Regions from separate parts of the Homo sapiens genome. Here all the other regions are linked to region 1. Evidence: chromatin loops called from intact Hi-C (ENCODE). Cell type or tissue: B cell. All regions are shown on one strand. Region 1 overlaps DOCK10 (dedicator of cytokinesis 10). Region 2 overlaps DOCK10 (dedicator of cytokinesis 10). Region 3 overlaps DOCK10 (dedicator of cytokinesis 10). Region 4 has its middle 71 kb from the start of DOCK10. Region 5 overlaps NYAP2 (neuronal tyrosine-phosphorylated phosphoinositide-3-kinase adaptor 2).

What was found. Hi-C counts contacts between places; a loop is a spot of excess contacts. Peaks named below come from ENCODE experiments on the same cell type or tissue, not always from the same donor. Only the 100,000 strongest peaks of a DNase experiment are listed, where the experiment ranks them.
Region 2: a loop joins it to region 1, with 14 times the contacts of the local background. A loop is called at or near these places in 22 of 110 quality-filtered maps.
Region 3: a loop joins it to region 1, with 4 times the contacts of the local background. A loop is called at or near these places in 22 of 110 quality-filtered maps.
Region 4: it touches region 1 in a loop (2.2-fold over the local background); 9 of 110 quality-filtered maps call a loop at or near these places.
Region 5: it touches region 1 in a loop (18-fold over the local background); 19 of 110 quality-filtered maps call a loop at or near these places.

The regions. Positions count from the first base shown.
Region 1 is chr2:225,000,381-225,005,380 of GRCh38, forward strand. All of the region lies in intron 1 of DOCK10 (dedicator of cytokinesis 10), which reads right to left. Among named protein-coding and RNA genes, the nearest start is that of MIR4439, 7.7 kb to the right of the region's middle. In B cell, CTCF peaks have their summits at 1,900 (motif pointing left) and 2,102; DNase peaks (open chromatin) are centred at 1,861 and 2,461; H3K27ac peaks cover 332 bases.
Region 2 is chr2:224,928,708-224,933,707 of GRCh38, forward strand. DOCK10 (dedicator of cytokinesis 10) reads right to left here. Exons shown (of 56, transcript NM_014689.3): 2 at 2,842-2,961. Among named protein-coding and RNA genes, the nearest start is that of MIR4439, 79 kb to the right of the region's middle. In B cell, CTCF peaks have their summits at 2,374 (motif pointing right) and 2,583; DNase peaks (open chromatin) are centred at 1,651 and 2,404; H3K27ac peaks cover 3,366 bases.
Region 3 is chr2:224,944,067-224,949,066 of GRCh38, forward strand. The region is part of intron 1 of DOCK10 (dedicator of cytokinesis 10); the gene reads right to left. Among named protein-coding and RNA genes, the nearest start is that of MIR4439, 64 kb to the right of the region's middle. RefSeq lists an enhancer at 1-45. In B cell, no CTCF peak of the experiment used is centred here; DNase peaks (open chromatin) are centred at 805, 3,055 and 4,925; H3K4me3 peaks cover 3,505 bases; H3K27ac peaks cover 4,801 bases.
Region 4 is chr2:225,110,636-225,115,635 of GRCh38, forward strand. No RefSeq gene overlaps it. Among named protein-coding and RNA genes, the nearest start is that of DOCK10, 71 kb to the left of the region's middle. In B cell, no CTCF peak of the experiment used is centred here; a DNase peak (open chromatin) is centred at 2,246; H3K27ac peaks cover 423 bases.
Region 5 is chr2:225,657,973-225,662,972 of GRCh38, forward strand. All of the region lies in intron 7 of NYAP2 (neuronal tyrosine-phosphorylated phosphoinositide-3-kinase adaptor 2), which reads left to right. Among named protein-coding and RNA genes, the nearest start is that of NYAP2, 260 kb to the left of the region's middle. In B cell, CTCF peaks have their summits at 2,671 (motif pointing left) and 2,870; a DNase peak (open chromatin) is centred at 2,669.

The DNA of each region.
Region 1 (5,000 bases):
TCTATTTATTACAGTCATTCGTGGAATTGTGCTTTCCACATGCGGAAGAGTGAAAGTTGAGTTCTCTAGCAAAGGAAGAAACAATTGTATTGTTTTGAGCATTTCCTGTTCGTAATTCATTGAAAGCAATTGGTGCCAATCCTGTGAGAAGGCCTGGAGAATTTCAACACGTTCACAATGTCTCCAAGGTGTCTACGCCAACAGTAGGGCGGGAAAAAGGGATTGACAGTAGTGACTCTACGAGCCAGCCATGCTTCTGTGTCTTTCCCTCAGAGAAAGGTTGCCCGAAACAGGTCATAGGCTACTACTAGAAAGAAAATCAGGCCGGGTGGCTCATGCCTGTAATCCCAGCACTTTGGGAGCCTGAGACAGGAGAATCACTTGGAGTCAGGAGTTCGAGACCAGTCTGGCCTGGTGAAACCTCGTCTGTACTAAAAATACAAAAATTAGCTGAGCATGGTGGCTTACGCCTGTAATCCCAGCTACTCGGGAGGCTGAGGCAGGAGGATCGCTTGAACTGAGGACGCAGAGGTTGCAGTGAGCCGAGATCGTGCCACTGCACTGTAGCCTAGGCAAGAGTGAGACTCCATCTCAAAAAGAAAAAAAATTAATCACTAGAAGCTATTGTGTTAATCTGGCTAATGATGTGTTAATTGGAGTTAAACTATGAAGTGGCTTAGTGCTGTTTTGTGTCAACAGTGGGATGCCAAACATTATTATGGGCAGTGATATTTTATCAGTACTTTAAAGTGACTGGTTAGCTACTAATAGTAGAAATAGTAGCAGTAGTCTGGCCACATTCAGGGTATATGCATTTATCAGTAAGTACATAGATGAACTAGCAGGTAGGTGCTCGGGACTTTGGTAAGTCATGAATGAAAAGAGCTACACAACAATATACAACAGACCTTTTTTTTTTTTTTTTTTGAGACGGAGTCTCGCTCTGCCACCCAGGCTGGAGTGCAGTGGCTTGATCTCAGCTCACTGCAAGCTCCGCCTCCCGGGTTTACGCCATTCTCCTGCCTCAGCCTCCCAAGTAGCTGGGACTACAGGTGCCCGCCACCATGCCTGGCTAATTTTTGTGTATTTAGTAGAGATGGGGTTTTACCATGTTAGCCAGGATGGTCTTGATCTCCTGACCTTGTGATCCACCCGCCTCAGCCTCCCAAAGTGCTGGGATTACAGGTATGAGCCACTGTGCCTGGCCAGTATACAACAGACTTTCTATAATAGAGTTTTATTTGCAATACTGTGGAAGGGCAGTGTCTTAGTCCATGCAGGCTGCTATAATAAATACCATAACCTGGGTGGTTTATAAACAACAAAAATTAATTTCACACAGTTCTGGAGGCAGGAAGTCCATGATCGAGGCGTCGGCAGGTGTGGTGTCTGTGAGGGCCTGCCTCCTGGTTCACAGATGGCATCTCCTTGGTTTGTCCTCACATGGTAGGAGGAGCAAATGAGCTCCCTTGAGCCTGTTTCGTAAGGGCACTAATCCCACTCCTGAGGGCTCTGCCCTCATGACCTAACCATCTTCCATAAGGCCCCACCTCCTAATACCACCGTCTAAGGAGTTAGGATTTCAACATGTGAATCTGGGGGGAGATGGTAAGGCGACACACATAAGCAACCCATAGCCAAGAGAGAGGGAGCGTAATTCAGTCAGGGGGATTCCATATGGCTTCTCAGAGTCTAAGCTATTTGACCTGGGCCGTGAAGGATGAATAAATGACACTTGGGAGGAAAAGTGAGTTAGAGTATTTCAAATGTGAAAGGCTATGTGGCTCACGAAGGCATCTGACTTTTGAAGGCCGATACCACTTGTTTACCTGATGCTAAACTCTCCCTATATTAGCACTGCCCCCTGCTGTCCATTGTGAGAAGAGGTCTGAAAGGACAAATGCATCCTTTTTGCCATTTTGCCCTTTAAAAATGAACAGACTGTCATCCTCAATATCACTTATTTGTAGTATCATTTCTTCAAGTTTCCATTACCAAGTGGCATGCTGAATAAAAGCAGGCACAGACCAAGAACAGCAATGACAACACGGCTTTCTCAGTGAGTTTACATAGATGTAAGCCTGATTCCACCTCTTAGGGTCCTTTATTGATAGATAAGTCATACATTTCTTTGGCCTCAGTAGTTGAGATTTAGTCAGCTCTTCAGCTCTCTTTAACTGTTAACTGATGAGAATATTTGGAGACAGAAAATGTCTCAGTGACTCCTCATCATAGTGAGACAATGGCCACGCCATGCCACGAGGAGCTAGTTGCATGGGCAGGCAGGTGTAAACATCCACATATGCAGAAAGAAAAAAGCCAGCAGCTGGCATCTCGTCACCCACAGCTTCCAGAAACAGTCTGGAATGTTGTTGGATGCTCAACACTGCAGAATTGGTATGAACCACATCAGTGTGGTCTGTCTTGCATGATCGGGCAGGTGTAAACATCCACATATGCAGAAAGAAAAAAGCCAGCAGGTGGCATCTCGTCACCCACAGAATGTTGTTGGTCGCTCAACACTGCAGAACTGGTATGAACCACATCAGTGTGGTCTGTCTTGGGGCAGACAGCAAGAACCGAGAAATGACCAGGGTAAATTCTGAGAGTGACAAATTCCATCTCTATTTGAGAATGGGAAGGAATTTGAAGGTTACATTTTTATTTTTATTTTATTCTATTTTAGAGACAGGGTCTCACTTTATCACCAGGCTGGAGTGCAGTGGCATGATCTCAGCTCACTGCAGCTTCGACTTCCTGAGCTCAAGTGATGCTCCCACCTCAGCCTCCCGAGTAGCTGGGACTATGTGTGTACCACCACACCTGGCTAATGTTTGTATTTTTAGTAGAGGCAGGATTTCACCATGTTGCCCAGGCTGGTCTTGAACTCCTGGACTCAAGTATGCATCTGCCTCGGCTTCTCAAAGTGCTGGGATTACAGGTGTAAGCCACCGTGCCTGGCTGGAAGGTTACATTTTTCAGTTTGAGTTTTGGGTAAACATCCCCATGGAGATCCTAAGTTCACTGATGGTGGTGTGGGACCTTTTATGATTCCACTAGAATGCTGATCTTGGGAGTAGAATTCTCCTTAGAACCGTGGCTGATGCAACTCGAATCAGAAGAAAGACCCACAATCTGGAAATCCTGACACTTTCCTGAGTGTGTTGACTTCATGTTTGACTGAATGAACCTTTTGTTCAAAAAAGGCAAATCTAAAACACAGACATACGCTTCACTTCTTTTAGTTTCAAATTAAAAGTTTTATCTAATAGTAGTATTTGTTCAAAATTTTACAAGGTAACATTGTTGATGTTTCATTAGCATCCCTGATCCCTAATGGCCATCCTATCTCTTAAACCACAAGAAATATTGTCTCTTTAAAGTCCATAATGTGCATTTACACTGATAAAATAAGGCCAGTGACTCCCAAGCTGCTTTGGGGAAAGAGGCCATCTTTTCTCTGTGTGACTTGTTCAGTGGCAATTGGAGTTTTACATCTGCTCTACAGGTCCAATCATAATAGAGCTCACTGTTATGTTAAATGTAGTTAGGTCTATCAAAATGTTAATAAACATGATAATGACAAACTAAGGAGATAGTTATCATAAAATGATGATAACATTTCTTGACTGTGTCGTATGTGCTCAGCATTTTCTCGTTTCGTTTTGTCTGTGATGTAAGTATCATGATCATTCCTTGCAGTGGGTTGCAAAGTGGCTCCCCCAAAGATATGCCCATATCCCAATCACTGGAACTCATGAATGTGACCTTATTTGGAAAAAGGCTCTTTGCAGATGAGTTAAGCCTTTCAAGATGAAATCCTCTTGGATTATTTAAGCTGGCCGTAAATCCAATGAAAAGTGTTCTTATGAGATAGCAGAGGAAAAGACACAGAGAGAAAAGGAAGAAAAGGTGGGAAAGACATATGAAGACGAAGGCAGAGACTGGAGTTGTGTGGCCACAGGCCAAGGCATTCTTGGAGCCACCAGAAACTGGAGGAGGCAAGGCAGGATTTGCCCCTAGAACTTTTAGAGGGAGTGTGGCCCTGCTGACTTGATTTTGGACTTCTGGCCTGTAAGAATAAATATCTATTGTTGTCATAAGCCACTTAAGTTATGCTCATTTGTTATGGTGGCCCTAGGAAACTAGTGCATCCTTATTTTGAAGTTGAGAAACTGGAAGCTCAGAGAGGTTAAATAACTTCCCAGAGCCACAGAGCTAGCCTTAAGAAATGGGGGAGCTGTGTTTGAATTGACATCCTTCTGACTCAAGCACCTGTGCTCTAGGCATGAAGCCACATGTCGGCTTAATAATTCAGAGAGCATTTGTTTTCCTAAGACAGAACCAAGGATGTGAAGAGTGTGCTGATGCAATTTCAGAGCAGGCTCTCCCAGCAGCTTCCTGCTTCCAGAATGCATTTTTTGCATTAAAAAAGCCATTAGAGTTTGTCCATCAGCAATTCAGTCCACGTGTGGCTCAGCCTCCCAGCTCAGGGATAAGGTAGTTCTATACTTGGCCCCCAAAGGCCTTGCTTTATTTCTCTAATCATAAGTATGATTGTCTTGACTCATGCTGGGCAATAATACAATGGAGAATGAACATTAAATTAAATCTATAAAGAGCCTAAAATCAATCAACCCCTTCATGAAACTAATTTTAGAAAAGAGGTCATTAGATATATTAGAGGCAATTTGAAAGTTAACTGAGAAATGAGACCTCATGTTCTCTTTGGAAAAAAACCTTTTTGTCATGAGATAGATAGAATTTGTACTTCCATCAGAGTAGTACAGCTGCCACAAAAACCCTACAAATCTCTAGGAGTCAAAATGGTGATTTTATGCTTCAAGTACAGCAGATTACCACTGTTATCCCATATACATGGATAATGGCAAACAACTTTCTATTCTCCATGGGCCATCAAACCACCTCTCAGCAATGTAAGGACATGATTTCAATCATTGGTGAATTCAGAAGAGGAGAAAAGCCATCTTCAAAATATG
Region 2 (5,000 bases), 72 kb before region 1:
TGATAGTAAGGATTAGGTAGCATTGAAAATCTCTTGGGCAGAGATTAATTGGAAATGATTCTTTGGATCACACTCCCCACTTTGTCTAGGCCTTGTTTTGTGTTTTCCACACAGAGCCCAGATGAACTTTTAATATTTAGGAATCCACACTCAGTCATTTGTTTTCCTTCTTGAAACACTCCTGTGACTTGCCCTTGCCTATAGTTAGAATAAGATGCAAACGCCTTATCCTGTCCAGCCATACCAATCTCCAATCTTGGAGCTCTTCAGGGCCTTTGCACCAGCTACCCCTTTAGCCTGAAACATGCTTTCCCCAGCATGGCTGATCCTTCTTGAGAACTCAGAACTCAGCTTAAATGTCGCCTTCTTAGAGAGGCTTGTCCCTGGTCACCTAGACCAACACAGCTCTTACCCTACTCAGATTCTATCATCAGATTCTGCCTAGTTTTATTTTCCTCATAGAATTGGTCTTTATCTGAATTATCTGGTAAATTAATTGGTTTACCTTTTTGTTTGGAATAAGTAAATCTTTAATAAGTAAACCCACCAAAAGGTAAGCTCCCTTAGAACCCCAGGTGATTTCTGTCTAATCACTCCTGTCTCCATTCATCAAATAATGCCCAGTATTCAGTATTATACATCATGTATTTGCTGAATGAATAAAGGAAGGAAATGGTTTGGGGTGTGTTATAGAATAGTATGTTTGGAACTGTGCTGATCTTTTACCCCAGTTGGGAATGAGGGTGACGGTGTATGATGGGCCGGGATGGGGTGGGAGAGGGTAGGCTATGGCTTTGAGAAATGGGCAAGGACCACATCTCGAAGCAGGCATTGGGTCATGCCGAGGTGATTGCACTTCATTTTGAAGGCAGTGGGGGAGCCACAGAAGGGTTTTAAGCAGCCATGGAATAAAATAGTTCAGTGTATTTATTGGAATGTTCACACTGGAAAAACAAAGAGTTATTCTTGTATTGTCTGTTACGCTGCCAAGAATGATAAAGATCAAGGAGTAATCAGAGACACTCCTCAATTTAAATGAGCATGGGAAGATGCCAAAACTTTACAGCCCATCTACCTGCATCCTCCACTCTCTTTTTGAGCTGGGAGGCCTTGAAGTAGCATTTGACATATTTTTGAAGGACATAACTAGGAGAAAAGATGCTCCTGGATTCATGATTTTTGGTGGTGTTTGACATAAAGAGGCTGTTCAAGGCTGGACGTGGTGGCTCACCCCTGTAATCCCAGCACTCTGTGAGGCCGAGATGGGTGGATCACTTGAGGTCATGAGTTCAAGACCAGCATGGCCAACATGGCAAAACCCCATCTCTACTAAAATTACAAAAATTAGCCGGGTGTGGTGGCATGCACCTGTAATCCCAGCTACTTGGGAGGCTGAGGCAGGAGAATCACCTGAACCCAGGAGGTGGAGGAGGTTGCAGTGAGCCAAGAATATGGCACTGCACTTCAGCCTGGGTGACAGAGTGACACTCGGTAAAAAAAAAAAAAAAAAAAGAAAGAAAGAAGAAAGAAAGAAAGAAAAAGACTGTTCATCAGGTTAATCTTCAGTCTGAAAAATGAAAATGAGGATGTGGAATTTAAAAAAATGCGGTTTAACTTTATGCTTGCAGTTCAACTTCCAGTGGCCTAGTCCAACCACGGAAATGAGATCTCTGCACGAGATAAGTCTCTCTCAAAATGTGCCAGCACTCAAGTGGAAGCCGTTTAAAATTTTGAAAAACATTGGAAGAGTTTCTTTCTTTCTGTTTACAAATCTGTCTCCTTTTTTCCATGATTCTTCACACTTGAAACAGAAAATCATTAACTTCCATATACCTTCTTTTTCATGAATCCATGGAGGAAGGTGAAAAAAAAAAAAACTCTTTAAAAGCCAGAAGCCAGACCTGCCCTCAAAGTAAGAGAGAAAATGGAAGTTTGAGGCTGCTTGAGGAATGTGTGGGCACTGAGACCCATGCTCCCTGATAGAGGTTTGCATGGACAATGGCTGTTTCACAGGGATACCCTTCAGCTGCCTTTTTATTTGCCTTAAGATGTTGAAGTTTGTGATGTCTGAGACCACCTTTCTTTTAGGAAGAGACAGGAAAGTTTAATAGCTGCCCATTGAGATCTCTGTTTGACAGTTAGATATTAGATCACAATTTAAAAACATTTAAGACCACAAGGTAACAGTATTTTATGTTTGGAACATGTGGGTGCTCACCATCCACAACTTTGTGTTTGTCTCCAAAGCGAATTTCCTTTTCATTCATTATCTCTACTATCCTCAGAGGCTGTCTGTGTGGTAGTGTGCATTGTCCTAAAGGGGACTATCTGAGACCGCCAATCTCTCCATGAAGATGTTCTAGCCTACCTTTCTTTGCCCCCAGGTGTCAGTATCTCCTTATGAAAGACAAACCAAGATTAAGGGTGATTTTTAAGAACTGCATCTTTTGTGCTAATGGAGTCCTGTCTTTGCCATTGGTTGGTTTCAGTTGCTTGGAAGCTTTCAGTTAGAAATGGCTGAGGGAGGAAGTGCTCTGTGAGTCCAGGTAAGGCAGTGGTTAGAAACCCAGACATTGGCAGGCACACGAGTGCCAGCTGGAACCGGGCAGTGTCCTGGGCCTCCTCCCAGTCCCCAGTGGCCACTGACTCACTCAGCCTCCAATCTTTCAACTTGAGGGGGCCCTGGGGTACTTTCTATTATAGGATGTGAACTCCTGCTGCAGAGACTGAGATGTAGGGTGGCCACAGGGAGGCCTGGACTCTCTGAATCTACAGGGAAAGACAATGACCCAATGTGTAGGGCCCTCCTGAATCTAAATGGCTTGAGAAGAGAAGACTTACTGAAAAGTCATCACTGGGGAAGAACAAGAGATCTTGAAGAGGATCATTCCGGTAGGTCTTTTCAAGTTCTTCAATGACAGTCTCATAATCCAAAGGCTCGAGAAGCCTAGGCTTTTCTTGCTGTAGAAAAAGAAAATATGGTATTAATCACTGACATACACCATCTCCCTTTTCTATGCCTGGTTGGATTTCATCTCTTAGTTATCATTGAGGCTTTAACACTGCACAATCCTTCCAATGCAGTCACAGAGACTCCAGGAATTTAGGGCAAAGCCACACACCTATTATTTCCAGATTTGAAATAATATGAGAAAATCCTAAAATACCTGATATCTCCCTCAGAAATTCAAGCTGTTCTTATTGAGTCCCCAAGGCTCATGATACCCAGCCCTATCACATCCACAGAATAGATGTTTATGTAAATTTTATCTTTGTCAACATGAAGAAAGACCTTCTGCTTACTTGCTACGGTATTATGATGATTATCATCATTTCTTCTGAATTAGATACTTCCTCATGAGTTCTGTTGGGTCTATTTAAAAATGTTGGCACCTTGTTAGCAATGAAAGTATCACAGGCACTCTTGGTTGTCACGAACACATGGATCCTGTGTCAGGATTAATTGCTTGGCTCTGAGCCTCTTTGTCTCTACAGAGACAAGCTAGGTCATTTTCTAATAGAACTGAACGACAGGACTATTATGGATGCAGTGTGATGAAAATGGATAAGTGAAAAAATAGCCCGATAATCACATTGCATTAGATTCCTGAAGCCAAGAGGGAATGTGCTCCCCTCAAAGAAGCCCCTCATAGTGCCAAAAATAAAAATAAAATAGAGGGAGAAATGTGACAGTTTCATTATAGGGTTGATGTGTTTGTTCCAATTGTACAGAACTCATAAGGTGAGAAAAGTGGACCCTCCCTCGCCGCAAAACACAACAAAATCCAAAACAGAAAACCAAAAACACAATCTGCATCCTCTAACCCTTTTGATGAAGCATTTATGCAACCTAAGTGAAAAGCGGTGGTCCTCTGGGTTATTTTGGGGCTCCTAGAAGCTTGAGTGGTTCCTACAAAATTTGAACGCTAAAGTGATCCCATAAGTGAAAAAAATTATTATTTTTCTTTTTCACGTAAGTGACATCAACAGATACTTCCCCACCAAACTCTTCCTTCCCCACACTCACACATGCCACCCTTCCTCATTCTGCAAAGTACACAGAGTTAGCTTTGACTCCTAAGGCTTTCTTTGGAAGATCTCTTCTGATAAGGCCCTAGGAACTTTCATTGACATTTTAATAAATGCTAATGGGCTTTTCAAAGTAGCAGTCAATATATATTTTGATAATTTTCCAAATATAAAAAATAAAACAAATGTGAACATAGTGGGCCAAAGGCAAGGGTCATCATATACTTTCTACATTAGAAAAAAAAACCCAGCTCACTTCACAAATGCTTAAGGAAACTAAGGGTAATGCCAGGTGAATATTCTGTCTAGAAGGTCCTTCCAGAAAGATGGCTAGTTTAGTAAAAAAGAAATACCCCACACAATGTTTGGAGAAAAGAAATTCAGTTGACGAACATATTTAATGAAAGAGCTGTGAGACATTGAGTATTTTGAGGAAGAAAATTCAGAGATGCTATGGCATGACTTGGGGAGTGGAAAAAAAGACTTTCTGGAATCATTGCCTTTTGATATTATTCTATTTAGACTTATTTTAAGTTCTAATTCCTTATTTCCCAGGCAAAGGTTAATTCCAAAGATTTAGATTGACAGCTCAAAAGGCAAATGCACGTTCCAGATGTTTGGTTTGCCACCCACATTTATTTTCTTTTTAATTGGCTTTGAATGTCTTTAAGTCATGGTATTTCTCTCCAATTCAGCTGTAGGCCTCAGTAGTCTTTATCTTACCCTGCAGCATATTACTTTTATATTACCAACTGCCCCCACAGGCCTTCAAGTCTGAAACAGTTGGCTTATTCTGAAACCTGTTTTTCCTCCCTATTGAGTGTGTAGGTATCAAATGTAGCAAACGAAACAAAATGTACAGTAAAACCCTTTCAGGAAGCTCTTACGTCTGCCTTAGATTTGGTTCATTGTTTATGTCTCTAAGAGTTCTTCAGCTTAAGTATATGATGCCCTTTGGTATTTACAGCAAT
Region 3 (5,000 bases), 56 kb before region 1:
TAGATTTTAGAAAGCTTAGATGAATGTGCTGGGCACGGTACAATGAGGCTGTGAGTGGGTTTCAGCTAAACTCTGCTTAGACTGGGTAGAAAAAAAACCATGGTATTTCTGAAATAAACTGTATTGACACATAGAAAGATCTGGGACCCCAAGCACTCAGCTTAATGCAGTTCAGAAGTCTGTCTCCTAGGTGGTTCTGTTACCAAAAAAAGATTCCCAGGAGAAAAGCGTGACCTGTAGTCCAGTGACTTCGACTGCTGAAGGCACTAGAAAGACAATTTCAGTGTCCCTTTTCCCTTGTCCTTGGAAATGGAAATATTTTACTTAGTTTTAATAACACTACACAACACTTGTAACTTTGGCAACACTTGTAACTTGTAACTGTTCAAGTTACACAACACAACACTTGTAACTGTTCAGAATGCACAGTACCAAACTGAATTCTAATAAGCAATCTTAACGCAGGATAGGTATTATTATAAGCATTTTACAGAAGAGGAAACTGAGGTTCAGAGTGATTTAAGTAACTTGCCCAAGGTCATATAGATGGCAGGTGAGAGCGGCAGGGAGAACGACTTCCTCAGGATATCTGTTTCAAATCCTAGTGCTCTAATTACTCGTTGCACTTTCTTGGATTCCAAAATGAAAAGCACATCTCAGGATAATACTTAAGGATGGATCAAACAATCCTGTACTCAATACAAGAGACAACCTGTGAAAGTAGATATGCCTATCTTAGGCAGACCAAAAGCAGGCAACTGTAGCACGGACATCCCCAGTGCCTTCTGTCGTCGAAGAAAGCTAATCACTGTATGAATGATCTTAATTAAATTTGAATGCATTGCTAACTGAATGCTGTGGGAAAATACCGCGTCCTTACTGGCCGCTCTTCCCATAGTACTCAGTAGCAATACATTCAAATTCAATTAAGATAATTCATAGAGTGATTAGCTTCATTATATGGTGAGACTCTGGGGACTGTCCTCTTGCCAACACTGTATGAGTGGTCTCGGTAAGATAGACACGTTCTTCTGTGCATTTTCTCTTTTAGTGGACACAAGAAATAACTCTCAGGGTGACATAATCCATGCTACTTCTAAATTCCATTGAGATAAATACAGCAGGGAAATTATGTTTTGGGGACAAGACTCAAGTTAAAAATAATCTCAAACCAGGCAATATTTTGAAACAGTTATTCTCCTTAACAGGCTGACAAGGCTCTTTTGGAGTCAGTAGGGAAGATATATCTGACCAGTGGGGAGGAAGTGGTTAGGTCCAGGCTCTTATTTCTGACCAATGGGGAGAAAGAGGTCAGGTCCAGGACTCTGCATATTCCAGTTATGAAATACCCAGTGGAAAGATTAGAGCTACATTTAATGTGAACAAGGGTAGGGGCTCAACTGCATGTATTCACCAATGGCAGACACACACTCCTGAGATAGAAACTGAACAAACAACAACACAGTACCAACCCTCTGAGCAGACCTCTAATAAACTCTATTCATATCAAGTTACCGTCAACTAATTGTTAGTATAAAGAGGGCCTCTATTCATTGAGAGGCAACGTACTTATTCATATTTATAAAGAGCCTATATATATGCATGTGTGTGCATATATATATATATAATATTTTTGAAAAGCCATCTCTGTTTCTATATTAAAGATGTTTCTATGAACAAAAAGATCTTTCACCCCTAGAACTGTGGTTTTCATATGGGTGATCAGTGATCACCCTCCCGGAGACGTTTAGCAATGTTTGGAGATGTTCTTGGTCATCACAACTGGGGAGGGATTGCCACTGGCATTAAATGGATAGAAGCCAGGAATTTGCTAACCATCCTACACGGTACAGGATAGCCCCCCACAGAAAAGAATTCTCAGACCCCAAATGACAATAGCGCTGAGGTTGAGAAACCCTGCTCCGAAAAAGGCAAGCAAAGCCAGATCCACCATGTGAAATGAACATTCTTCTAAAATAAGCTACCCAGGAATATTGCCGCAACCATTTAACATACAAAGTGGGCCCTTCACTTTACATGAAAGTCACTGAAGTGCTCTAACAATCAGCTCTGATATTCAACTGTCAGTAGTTTATAGAACTGTAAAGTTCTATACATTCTACAGTTTATAGATCTGTAAAGTTCTGTAATAAGTACAGGTTTTCAAGCTCTCATTTTGTTTGCAAACAATAAGGCAGAAATATTTTTAACAGCAAAACAAAACCAAATCTTTTTAACCTTTAAAACCTTTAAAAGTATCACTTTTTAAAGTCCTCCTTGGCTCTATTAATCAAATGCTTATTTACTTTTTCTTTCATATTTTGGATTGCTCTTTCTAAGAATTTTAAAATAAATAATTAGTGGCATATGATAAAATAGAGCAATGACAATTTTTTAAAAATACAACCATATACATGTCATCAACTGAGTCCTTAGGCAATTAGAGGCTTTTCTTTAATAAAGAGAATAACTTCTTCAGAAATTTTAATTTGTACCATAATACTAAGATCACCTTAAATTCCAAATATTATAGTAATGTTTTAATGATTAAATTCTCTATTAATATATTTTACAAGAGTTACATGCGGTTTGAGAACAGCGTGACTTCAAAAATAATGATGGAAGTAAAAGAGAATATTTAGGACCCAAATGGAATCTTCTGTTCCATATAAGACTTCACCCAGCAGCCTCTGCTAGAATACCACTGTAGAGCTAATCATTTTTGAAAGAAAGGATTGAAGGAAAGATGGAAAGCAAAACATTGACATTTGGATACCTACAGAACTAAATCTGTGGATTTCTTCTTGGTTTACTCTCCTCACAGTTCGTCTCTTCTTCCAAAATTCACTGGGCTCCCGTTTAAAAACCTTCCCTCGAAAACTCATCGTATTGCTATAATTTGAGTCACAAAATATTTCAAAATATCAATGTCGTTAAACTCTTCTCTTCTGAAGCGTCACCAGGCTGAACAAATCTTTCTTCTTGGTAAAAAGGGAAATGCTCATGCTACATGAATGTAACTCAACAGAAAGGAAAGGAAAGCTGTCAAGTTACCACTTCCTGTGAGTAACTAACTACCAGCTGTTCAGATACTGCTTTTGTGCATATATCCTCCCTCTTCACCTGCAATAAAGCAACACAAAATGACTTTGGACGTTTAAGAGAATTGTTCACAGCTAAATAAACCATATGATGTAAAACCACCCGTGCAACCAAATCAAGATTGAATTGAACAGTTAATTGACAACAGGGCTCCACGGCTGTCAAAACAGCCACCCAAACTTTATAATTCTGGTTAGACTCCAAAAGTCAACTGTAATAATATGGCTGAGGTCTGAGAATTGTGTTTAAAGCAATTGCTCTTGTTAAGTGTAGACTAAATAAGTGATCTTCCGAGGGGAGTTCCCAAAGTGATTGTTTAGAGAACAAGAAGAAGATATTAGAATTTTTTGTATATTGGCTATCTAAATAAAGAAATTATGCTTGACTATTATTTAATAGAATGCACACAGACATGGACTCCTTGAATCTGTATGTCAAATAGTTACAAAGAGCTACAGAGTTAGTTCCCTCATCTTTAGATCTTCAAGCCCTTTCTCTGGGGCTATTTAATTTAAAAGTGCAGTTCTCCCCTCAAACCCACCCAGATGCTCTTTCCTGTTTTGATTTTCTCCATCACAGTCACTGACACGTAACACAACTGTACGGTTTATTTATTTGTTTTACTCAGGGTCTCTTCCTCTACCAGGCTGTATGTTCCATGAGCATGCAATTTCATTTCATTCACTGGGTCCTCAGTGATTAGAACACGCGGCACTCAAAAGGCTTTCAGTATATATTAGTTAAATATATGTTTAATAAAGAATAAATTAGGGATTTACATTTATTATGCTTAACAATGAACCTTGTCTCATATATATATTGTGCTTTGAAATATTAGCTATTGATAAAAGCCATATAATTGATAAACAGATATACAATATAGGAGTATGTTCAGTTTTTTTCTACTAGGTGAAGCAGAAATATTTGGAGGCCACAGGACTAGGCTGTTCTCTTTTCCCCAGTAATAATTAGATTTAGTTGATAGGCACACATGTACCCCAGGCCTGAGCCATTCACCTGTCTCTACTTTGTCATGCAGTGATTTGTGCCAGACAGGGAAAAAGGGATTCTGATTATTCCTGTCTTAGCATGCAGACTGAGAAGACCTTCTTTTGAAACCAATCAGAAAAATAGCATGATGCTATAAAATGACAGCTGGGGAGATAAATTATATCATTACTTTGTAATTGGCTTAGTTAGGCAAACTAAGGATTCCACTGAGCAGAAGTCCATTGATCCCTGGTCATTTGATATTTAGAAATTCCACCATATGTCTTTAGTGCTAAACAGATTTCACCCTCAAAGTAACGCTTTGACATCTGACAGATGAACAGGTATGTTATAGTACATGCAGAATCTTCAGATTTATTATTTTTTCCTTATATGGTGTGATGAGAGTCTGACTCTGGATCACCTGATTTCCTGGGGTTAGATTATGTGTATATGTTGATGGCTAAAAATAGTATTTTATAATCCTTTTTAGATCATGAGCTCATTTTAAAATCTGATAAAAGCTATGAACCCACTCATCAGAAAAATATAAGCACTCAGAAAATGTGCATGCATGGTCAAGAGTCACAAACTTCTGAAAACCATCTGTGGATCCATCCAACAATGGTGCCTTAAATTTCTGAATCACAGTTTTAGAAGATCAGCATACTGTCTTATAACAAAGCATTGAATAATCTTGAGAAACTGTTAAGCGACTTTCTGTCTGTCTAATATTTGCATCTATTTTGTCCTCTATTCCTCTTTAGGCACCACAGTTCTTTATCCTAGAGTTCCTCCCACTTTTCAACTTCTGCAATATGAGAATGACTCATTTCTCCATTTCCTCAGCTGCTAATCATAGCTTCCTGAAATATTGGCAAAAAGAGGCATCACCCGGCAGCATATGG
Region 4 (5,000 bases), 110 kb after region 1:
AGAGTGAATTTCGAGTAATTGGTAGGCTCTACTACGCTAGTATTAGAGTGTCCTTGGGGCATTTTTTTTTCTCACCTTGTTTTCTTTCTAAAAAGGTACAAAATATCCAGTAAATTGAAGAGTACCTTTTATTCTTTTACTTGCTGGATATTTTACCCACTGTGTGGATTGTTACATGGTAAGAAATGTAGAAGATGCAAAAAAAATAATGTAAAGCTTGTTCAGTTTGGAAGTTTGATTAGTTATTATCTAGCATTTCTCGTGCACATTCGTGGTCATTCTACTGGTGGTGTTATATTGCATGTGCGGAATCTCTGCAAACTGTATCAGCTTCAACAACTCCCTGATGAACTCTCAATGAAAAGAGTCAGACTCCATGACCCACAGACCCCCAAGACATATTCCAGGACTCAAGTTTTAAATGTGAAAAGTGTGTTTGCAGCAAAAATTCAGTGCTAACTTGTTAAATATTGAGAAAAGACTTTTACATCAAACCTTTATTAAAGTGGTATCCCAGTTAGAAGTGAATGTGTGGCTGGGCGTGGTGTCTCATGCCTGTAATCTCAGCACTTTGGGAGGCCGAGGCGGGTGGATCACGAGGTCAGGAGATCGAGACCATCCTGGCTAACACGGTGAAACCCCATCTCCACTAAAAATACAAAAAATTAGCTGGGTGTGGTGGCTGGCGCCTGTAGTCCCAGCTACTTGGGAGGCTGAGGCAGGAGAACAGCGTGAACCTGGGAGGCAGAGTTTGCAGTGAGCCGAGATCATGCCACTGCACTCCAGCCTGGGTGATAAAGCGAGACTCCATCTCAAAAAAAAATAAATAAATAAATAAAAAGAAAAAAGAAAAAAAAAAGAAGTGAATGTGTAGCACTATAGGGAATTTAGAATAATACCATCCATTACCTCAAGCATTTATCATTTCTTTGTGTTAAGAACACTCCAGTTCCACTCCCTTAGTTATTTTTAAATAGTCAATAAATTATAGTTGACTACAGTCGCCCCATTGTGCTATCAAATAGCAAATCTTATTCATTCTATCTAACTATATTTTTATACCCATTAACCATCCCCACTTTCCCCCTGTTCCTGGGTACCCTTCCCAGCCGCTGGTAACCATCATTCTAATCTGTATCTACATGAGTTCAGTTGTTTTAATTTTTAGCTCCCACATATCAGTGAGAACATACAAAACTTGTCTGTGTGCCTGGCTTATTTTACTTAACTTAATGTCCTTGAGTTCCATCCATGTTGTTGCAAATGAGAGAATTTTATTCTTTTGTATGGTTGAATATTCTATTATGCATATGTACCACATTTTCTGTATCCATTCATCTGTTGATGGACAATTAGGCTACTGTAGATCATTAACCTTTGAAAAATAATATTTAAATAAACACCAATGAGGCTTATAAATCAACTTAATTTTAGTTTTTTACTTTTGAACTAACTCAAGCTATTTTTTTGAAATTTAAATTTACTAACGCTTTCTTTAACTAGAATATCCTGAAGTTTTCCTGAAATTGGGGATTATCTTTCTTTTTAATGTAAAAATGATGTCTCGCTCTGATATAAACATAAGAAATTCAGTTTCTTTTCAACTATTGTTGGAAAATTTCAGAGGTTGCTTTCACATCATGTTTGTGGCCTGTCATGCTGAAGGTTGTATTCCCAGGTGCTCTTGTTCTCCCTGGTAGCATCTGGCCATCTCATTGCTATATCTTCCTGGTGATCTAGTCTTCTCTGGACTCCTTTCCCTGTCCCCGTATGGTCATAACTACTTCTCTTTAAACCCTAAGGTTACATTAATGTAAGAACACTGTGAAACTAGTGGAAGATTAGCCTTTACTGACTACCAGAGGGTGATAAGGGGCAAGGCATTATACTATTGAATGGGAAAATCAGTAAAATTAGATATCAGACACCATTGTTTCTGAAATCCACTGCTGAACTTCATCACAGAAAGACCATTAATTTATTTTGTCTCCACCCACTTGGCCAAGGGCCTCCTTCTGGTCGCTGGGGCAGGCCCTCATTCAGAGCTGCCTTCCTTTTCTGTTTCATCTACTTGCCTCTTTCAGTGCCTGGGACTCCCGACCCTCCAGCCCACTCACAGGAAGACGCCAAATCATTTTTACAAATGATTTTAAATAAACAGCGTGAGTACAAAAGGTTACTCTTCCCCTTTTCTTTAAACTTCATCCTACAGAGCAGTTTAGCCATCTCTGTTCTCACTTCTGCATTCCAGGTTCGGCTGCAGGCCCTGCTTTCGATAGCCACAGTGCCTGTTCCCTGGGAAATCCTCTCTCTCCTCTGAATGCAGAAATGGTAGCTGTCAGCATGGACACGTGCACGCATGCACACATGCACATTCTCCTTTTGGATTCATGTCACTCGTTACATTTTGTGGACTATAGGCTTTCAGTATGCTACATGCTTTCATATTATTTAACCATCCTCTTATAAGTGTTATGCATGGAAAACAGATTAATAAAGAAAAATTGTTAACAGTTTGGAAAGTCTGAGCATCTTTCCCCCTAATAAACCTCTTACATGTGACAGCCCAGAACTAATTTTGCTCAGTCTGATGCCAAGCCTGTGCCCTGCTGCTACACTAAACTGTATCTCATGATTTTTTTCTGTAGAATGGTGAAAAGATAGAGTAACACCCAGTAAAATACAATGTCACAGGCATTGAATGTTCTTAACAAAATAAAATAATTGTGACTTCGTTTTCAAAATGTTTGTATGAAATTATAGAAATACATGGTTGGAATTTCTACCCATGTACAGGAACATTTTTGTTTCAAAGGCTGTTGAAATCTGATATCTGTCACATCTGTGATCCAGAAGTCCCTAAGGCCTGAGATTATCCAACAGTGGTGCAAATGAAATAGATGTTTCATTGTTTACGAAATGCTCAGTATAAGTGCTGGCAGTGAATGCCAGATTTGAGGAGACTGTATACCATGGTGCCTCTCCCAAACTGCCAAAAATACGACAACTGTTAATTCTCAGTATCCCTGAGAAGCAAGCAATTTATAGTATAGAAGTCAAACCCATAAAGGAAATGTTCAGAATCTATGGGTGGATAAGACTCAAGTCTGTTAGGTGAGCCAAACTTAATTTTTGACTCCTGCTAAGATTGGGAGAATTCTGCTTGTGAAATCCCTCTGGAATCCTACACTATACCCTGTGTTACAATCACGATGGCCTCATGGAACACTATGTCATCATCTGCAGAAATATACAAATGCTGGATCTTAAATTATTTACTATAATGTGTTTAGAATATTAACTATAATTGCTTCATGTCTACTGAGCTTGAATATAAATTTCAGTTTTTTGGATAATAAATTTTGTACTCACCTAAGATTGTATATGCCCAAAATATATAATGCACCATGAGAAGAGTAAATTAACAACTTTTCTATCTAATTTTTAATAGATTTCCAGATAATCTTGTTACAGCTTAAATTTTTCTATTTGGTCAACTACACAAGGAGAAACTAGGGAGAAAAAGTCCTGTGGAATAGTGGAAAATTCATTAAAATTCTCTGAATAATTTACTCATGGATGCAACTTTACATAGCATAATGGTGAAATCAGCACTTACCGATGTAATCCCATGATAATTCAATTAACATTTTTTGACTCAGTTAAAAATTTTCCTAATTAACATCTGCTATAAAATGTAAAACACAAAAATTAATAGTTGCCTAGAGTTCTGAAGTATGCACTTAGTTGCACACACATTCCAACTGGCATTTGTGTGTGTGTGTGTGTGTGTGTGTGTGTGTGTGTGTGTATGTGTGTGGATTAGAATGGGTTGGTATACTGAATCACAAAGCAATAACAAGAATTGCTTTCTCATCTGGTCTGGCATATGAGAAAACCACAAAACAATGCATGCACTGACCCTGCAGGTGTGCGGGCTGCACCATAACAAAGAAATATTATTCCCTGGACTCTTTCTAGTGGTATCATCATTTGTGCTGAGACACAAAGAAGTAAACAAATGCCAAATGCTGGCTTTGCTTCTGTGCTTCTCTCACTGGGGAGCTTGAATTGGGTCAGAGAGGAGTCAAATGGGAGGGGGTTTGTAGGCCAATTTTAGCTGTCAGCTGATATACTGAAAAGAAGAAAAAGAGAAAATAAGTAGAAACAGTGGTTCAATGTTATGATAAACATATGGCTAGAAATTTCTGTTAATTTCTTTTAAAATTTTTTTTCTACGTGAATTGAATTGCTGTAATAATAATGACTGGGAAGCCAAGGGTGTGATTTTTCTTTTTATTATAAGGAAGCTTTGTTTTGTGTTCTGCTGCCTATGAGCAGTTCATATTTCATATGTAGTTGACAACCCCATGGGCTTTATTGCCTCATTTGAAAAGTTATAAAACAGCAGCCTCACTTCCCTCAAGATTCTCTCTTCTAGAGTGGTGAACCCAATGGAATGTCAATTGAAATGGTTAAATTTAATCATTTAATTTAATTCTATATTAGGCCATCTGGTTAGCCAAATTTAATATTTCATTGCTGAGGAGCTAACAAAATATGAAGGCCATCGTGATATAGCTTGATTACAGTTTTGCAAATACCTTGAATGGTGCCATTTATTTTATAGATGTTTATGTTTAGCTTCTGTATTCTATTCTGTTTAAAGAATCCTGGAGATTATAAGCTGCAAACACTCTTGTAGTATATAAATTATATTTTTGGGTATCACTCTTCAGTGGCTAGAAATAAGGTCATATTTTCGATAATATTCAAATCATGAAAACTGGAGGCCACACATGATCTCGAGAAATCTTCACCCTTCACAATACCAACAAGATATTTCTATGAGTTTCTTAGGGGCTGTCTCACATGTGTGTAGTTCCGTCCCTGTTATTCCATCATATTTCCTTGTTACGTTGTAGGTCATCCACAGTTCCTCCCAACCTCAGCATAATCAACCCAGTGGTTGAAAGCGTAGCCAGGGAGTAACCCTTGAA
Region 5 (5,000 bases), 660 kb after region 1:
TTTTCTTTTTTTCTTTTTTGAGATTCTGTGATATTCCAGATTCTCCTATCAGACCTGAACTGAGAACATGTTTTCCATGCCATTTGTACCTTTACACAGCTGATTTTATTGTATGCTCATGATTACACCACATGATGGAAATGGAAGAAAAGCAGAAACAACACACAGAACAGAACCAACAAAATCTGAACTCATTAACACACAGCTTCTCACCACCACACAGCTTCTTTCAGGCTGTGCAACACATATTAAAATTGGCTCTTATTATTTACTTCCTTCTGCATACATGTCAACCTTACATATATTTCCAAACATGAAAAACCCTAAGAGGAGGTCTTGGAACACCCCCCTAAGTTCACAGTACAACATCAGCATTATGTTTGAGAAGTGTTTCTCTGTACTAACTTCAAATTGTAAAATAAAGTGCTATGTTAACAAAGATTATGTTAAAAAGAAATTATGCTACAAAGAAATTATGCTTATTTGTTATAAAAATGATATTTACCAAAGAATTTGGATCTAGCCCTGTGAAATGTGGAATAAATTCATGTTACAAATAAGAATGTCAGTGGCTAAGTGGATCTATTACCAAGTACTATAGCCTAGTTGCATTAAAACAATGCAAGTGCAAAAAATATATAAAAAGCATTATCTTATGTGTGCTTTATATGGTCCTGTCAAATTGTTTTATAAAAATGTTAGGCTTTAGTTCTTTATGGCACTCTCTATGAGCTTTAATTAATGTCATATCTAAGGTGGAAAATAAAATTTATTATTACTTTTAAATAGTAGCTGAATCAAGGAATATGTAAAATGAAATGTTGGAATTATTTCCTTTCTACTTTAATACAAAGAATTCAGAGGGTCATAACTCTTTACAACTTAGCTGAAGTATGGGCTAAGTAATTTACATATTATTTAGCCATTGCGTGCTTATTAACTTTTACATACTTTAGGCAGCAGAATATTTGTGGGTCACTTTTTCAAGTCCAGAAGTTCCATGATCAGTCTCTCAGTAACTCCATTATAGAGTGGAATAAAACAAAACAAGCTCATGCCTGCCGCCAACAACCTTGTCATTTATTCTGTCAGAGCAAGGAGGGTATAATAAGCAAGAAGATGTTCTCAAAGAAGTCTTGAACCAATTGACAAATAAGGGTGGGGATTGGGCCCAGTGGACTCTGAGGATGCCTGTTATCTAACTCTGCTGTCGCTGGTACCTGTGTGTGTCCCTCTCTTCAGCATCCGAGGTCAGAGTTATCAACTTCACCACCAGAGCTACAGGTGTGAAGTAGCAGAAGTACGTACTCCAGCTTTCTTTACCATCTGGAAGGGACAAAAAGTTATTCAGGGTTCTTAGGTGAAGTTTGCATAATGAACATGATGTGCCATTTTTGTCACCTCTCATGTGCTTACCATGTGCCAGGACTGGGCTCGGAGCATGCCTGCATCATTGTAGGTGTGTTCCCTACAGTCCTCACTGATGGGTACTATTATTATCCCACATCACAACCAAGGATACCAAAGTGAGTAAGGTTACATAGCTTATCCAAAGTTTTGTATTTATTAAATGTCAAAGGCTATGACATTAACCACTCAAAAACCTGAGATTTACCACTCAGAACCTGATATTAACCAGTCAAAAACCTGAGATAGACAAAAACCTGAGATAGATATGAGACTTACAGGAAGTAAAGATTTATTAGAATCCTGGCTCTACTGGTTAGTGGCTGTAAGACCTGGAATATGTTGCTGAACCTTTCTGAGTCTGGGGTTGTTGTTGAGGATTAATGAGATAACATAGGTGTGTAAAGTCCTGGACAGACATTACTTGTGGGAAAAAAATATTAATTCTTTCTCCTTTTCCTAACAGTTTTTCCTCTTTCCAAAAAATTCAATTTTTCTGCTTGCTGGAAAATTCTAAAGAGAAAAGTAGTTCAGTCAGTGTTATTCCAAAGGCAGTAGTCACTGAAGGAATGATTGGTCCACCCCACTATCCCCAAGCTGGTATACAACTGCTAGTGCATGGTGATAAGAAAAAGCAGACAGATTTCTAGTTGGTTCTATCACTGGTTTTAAGTTCTCTGTAGACAGTGCATCTCCTTATTGCCTGCACCTGGGGCAAATTGATTTCCCCCACCTTGTCCTTGGTACCCCCCTAGAGCCCATTATATTCATTACTCCTTCTTTCACAATTACAAAATTAGTTACTAAGTTATTTACCATGTAATAGGGAGTTTAGGTCTGGCATTTCTTCTTACCTTGTAGGTCTCATATGTGGGTTGGAGGCAAAGTACGTAGAAATTGGCTACAGGTAGCATTTCAGAACTGTCAGCTCTCCTGCCCCCAATACTACTTACTCACCTCTTTGAATTAAGGTAGGAGAAAATACAATGAAAACATTAAGTCTATATAGGAAGCTATTATCTGCTAGGGTCGGGACAGCAGGTATTAGAGACACAGGATACATTTTTTTTTTTTTTTTTTGCCAACCTCAGCATTTACTTAAAGATTCCACATACCAGTTTTAAATGCCTATTTTTTTTAATGCCTGCAACCATTCACATTATAAAATGTATCGATTTAACTATTAAAACGAATGTCTGGCTTCAGATGGGGCGGGCCAACTCAGCCTGTGGAAACACAGCATAACACTAGGTGGATACATGGCGCCACCTAGCGTCTGTAGCGCACTTTGGAATCTATACTTGGCTTTCAAAAATTGAATCAAACAAAACTGTTTTATGACACAGAAGATGTATGCGTTGTTTGGGATAATAAGCAAAACGCCTGTAGAAATCTATGACAAAATCTGCTGATGATTTTTGTTTTGAATTTTTTTCGTTACTTTAATCTTGCAATTTTAGGTTCTCTAACTTTTAAATAGTATGCCTTTAAAAATAATACTTAGGGGAAAAATGAATCACAGCTACTGATCTCAGAGTGCTATGCATTATTTATGAATATGTGCAGCTGTTTTCATTAGGATTTATGACATCTTCTGTGCATTGTAAATCCCTTAATTCAACCTGAGTTTCCAGGAAAGGAGATCATTATCCCTCTTTTGCCAACTGAAAAGGAAAAGAACAGAAAAAAGCATGACTGGTTAAATGGAAAAATTCCTTCTTGATTTCTTTTGTTTTCCATTAACATGTTTGAAACAGATAGCTTGAGAGTCTTTCCGGAAAATAGTATTCTTGCTAACTTGTGGGTAAATTTACCTCCAACTTAAATTGCATGTGCATTAGGAATAAATGTTTACATGCTGTTAGTACTGGCTCAGAGTGGCAGTACCCTTCATTCAGAATAATAAATATGTCTTTGCCATGAGTTTTTTACTCAAGAAACACTAGAGATCTTTAGCACTAGCACCCAGCTCACCTGCTGGACAAATCTTCATTCTTCATTCTGTGCTGCAAATGAACATTATCCTTCAGGTTGAAAACACTTCTCCAGATAAATTGGATTCCTAAAATAGCTTTTGTTGAGAGCTTCTTATGTGTTTGCCAGAGTGCTCAGAATGCTGTATTATCTAATGTTGTTCTTACAGCACACTTTTGAAGTAGGTAATATTATACCCGTTTCACTGATGATAAAATTTTTGGCTAAACAGTTTCTGTTACCTATTGAAGGTCTTATAACCAGTGAGTGGCTTTATGGATGTAAGATATAAAACCAGGTAGTTCTATCTATCAAACCCCTGCTTTATGCATAGTTGCCTCATATATAACTTCCTTTTTGAATTTGCTCTCTCTTTTTTTTTTTTTCTGAGGCGGAGTCTAGCTCTGTCACCCAGGCCGGAGTGCAGTGGCATGATCTCTGCTCACTGCAACTTCCACCTTTTGGGTTCACGTGATTCTCCTGCCTCAGCCTCCCAAGTAGTTGGGATTACAGACATGCACCACCACACCTGGCTAATTTTTGTATTTTTAATACACACAGGGTTTCACCATGTTGGCCAGGCTGGTCTCGAACTCCTGACCTCAAGTGATCTGCCCACCTCGGCCTCCCAAAGTGCTGGAATTACAGGCGTGAGCCACTGCACCTGCCCCTGAATTTGCTCCCATTCTAAAACTTATTTTCCTTCACTTTCATCCATTTATTTAATCACTCTTCAATTTCCCAGGTCTTGCCTTTTGACTTTTTGAGACTAAAATGTCATAGCAGAGGACAAATTCAACTAGGACTTCAAATAAGCAGAGTGCCAACCAAGAGCAAAATCTCCAAAGTTGACATGAGGTTGGGAAAGTAACTTCTGGAAGAAAGCTAAGTTCCATTCATCGGTTATTACATTTTTGTGGACCATGGACTAGTGCCATGGGACATCAGCCCTGCAGCTGTGCATGTGCACAAGTGTCTGTGGATATTAACACTTGAGCACATCGAACCCTTTCCACATTCTGAAAAGAAAACATATCCTCGCCCACACATGCACACATAGATATCAGCTTCCAGAGTACTGTTGTAGATTTAACCAACAACACAAAAGACCAAGACGTATTCACCAAAATGTATCTGGCTTCTGGACTTCCACAGAATCCTACGAACAGACACTTTAAAGTGGGAGGGGGGAACCCCAACTGTACTGTCATGTCAAAGCATTTGTTTTCTAAAGTAAATGCTGCATTAGAGCTAGTTAATAATCCCTAGTTGTCAGCTATTTTGACAGGGATGGCATTTGGAATGCTGCATTTAATGACTTCTTTCCCAGAAAATGAGAAAGTTATTTGAAGGACCAAAAGGTGTCAGGAGTAATCCTACCCAACCCAATCAACTTTGCATATGAAAGGGGTAGAGGTTTTTCGGGAGAAACCAATAGAGCTGAAGTTGCTTATCATTCAAGGAACGATCTAGGAAGGAACACAATCTGTACTGTCACTTGTCTGATATAAACCTAAATAATGAAACAAGGGACCTACCCTTGGAGAAAGCAAACACTCATATCCGACGATCGCAGTCTCCAGGCCTCGCGGAATTTCCAAGTATTTTGATTTCTACCT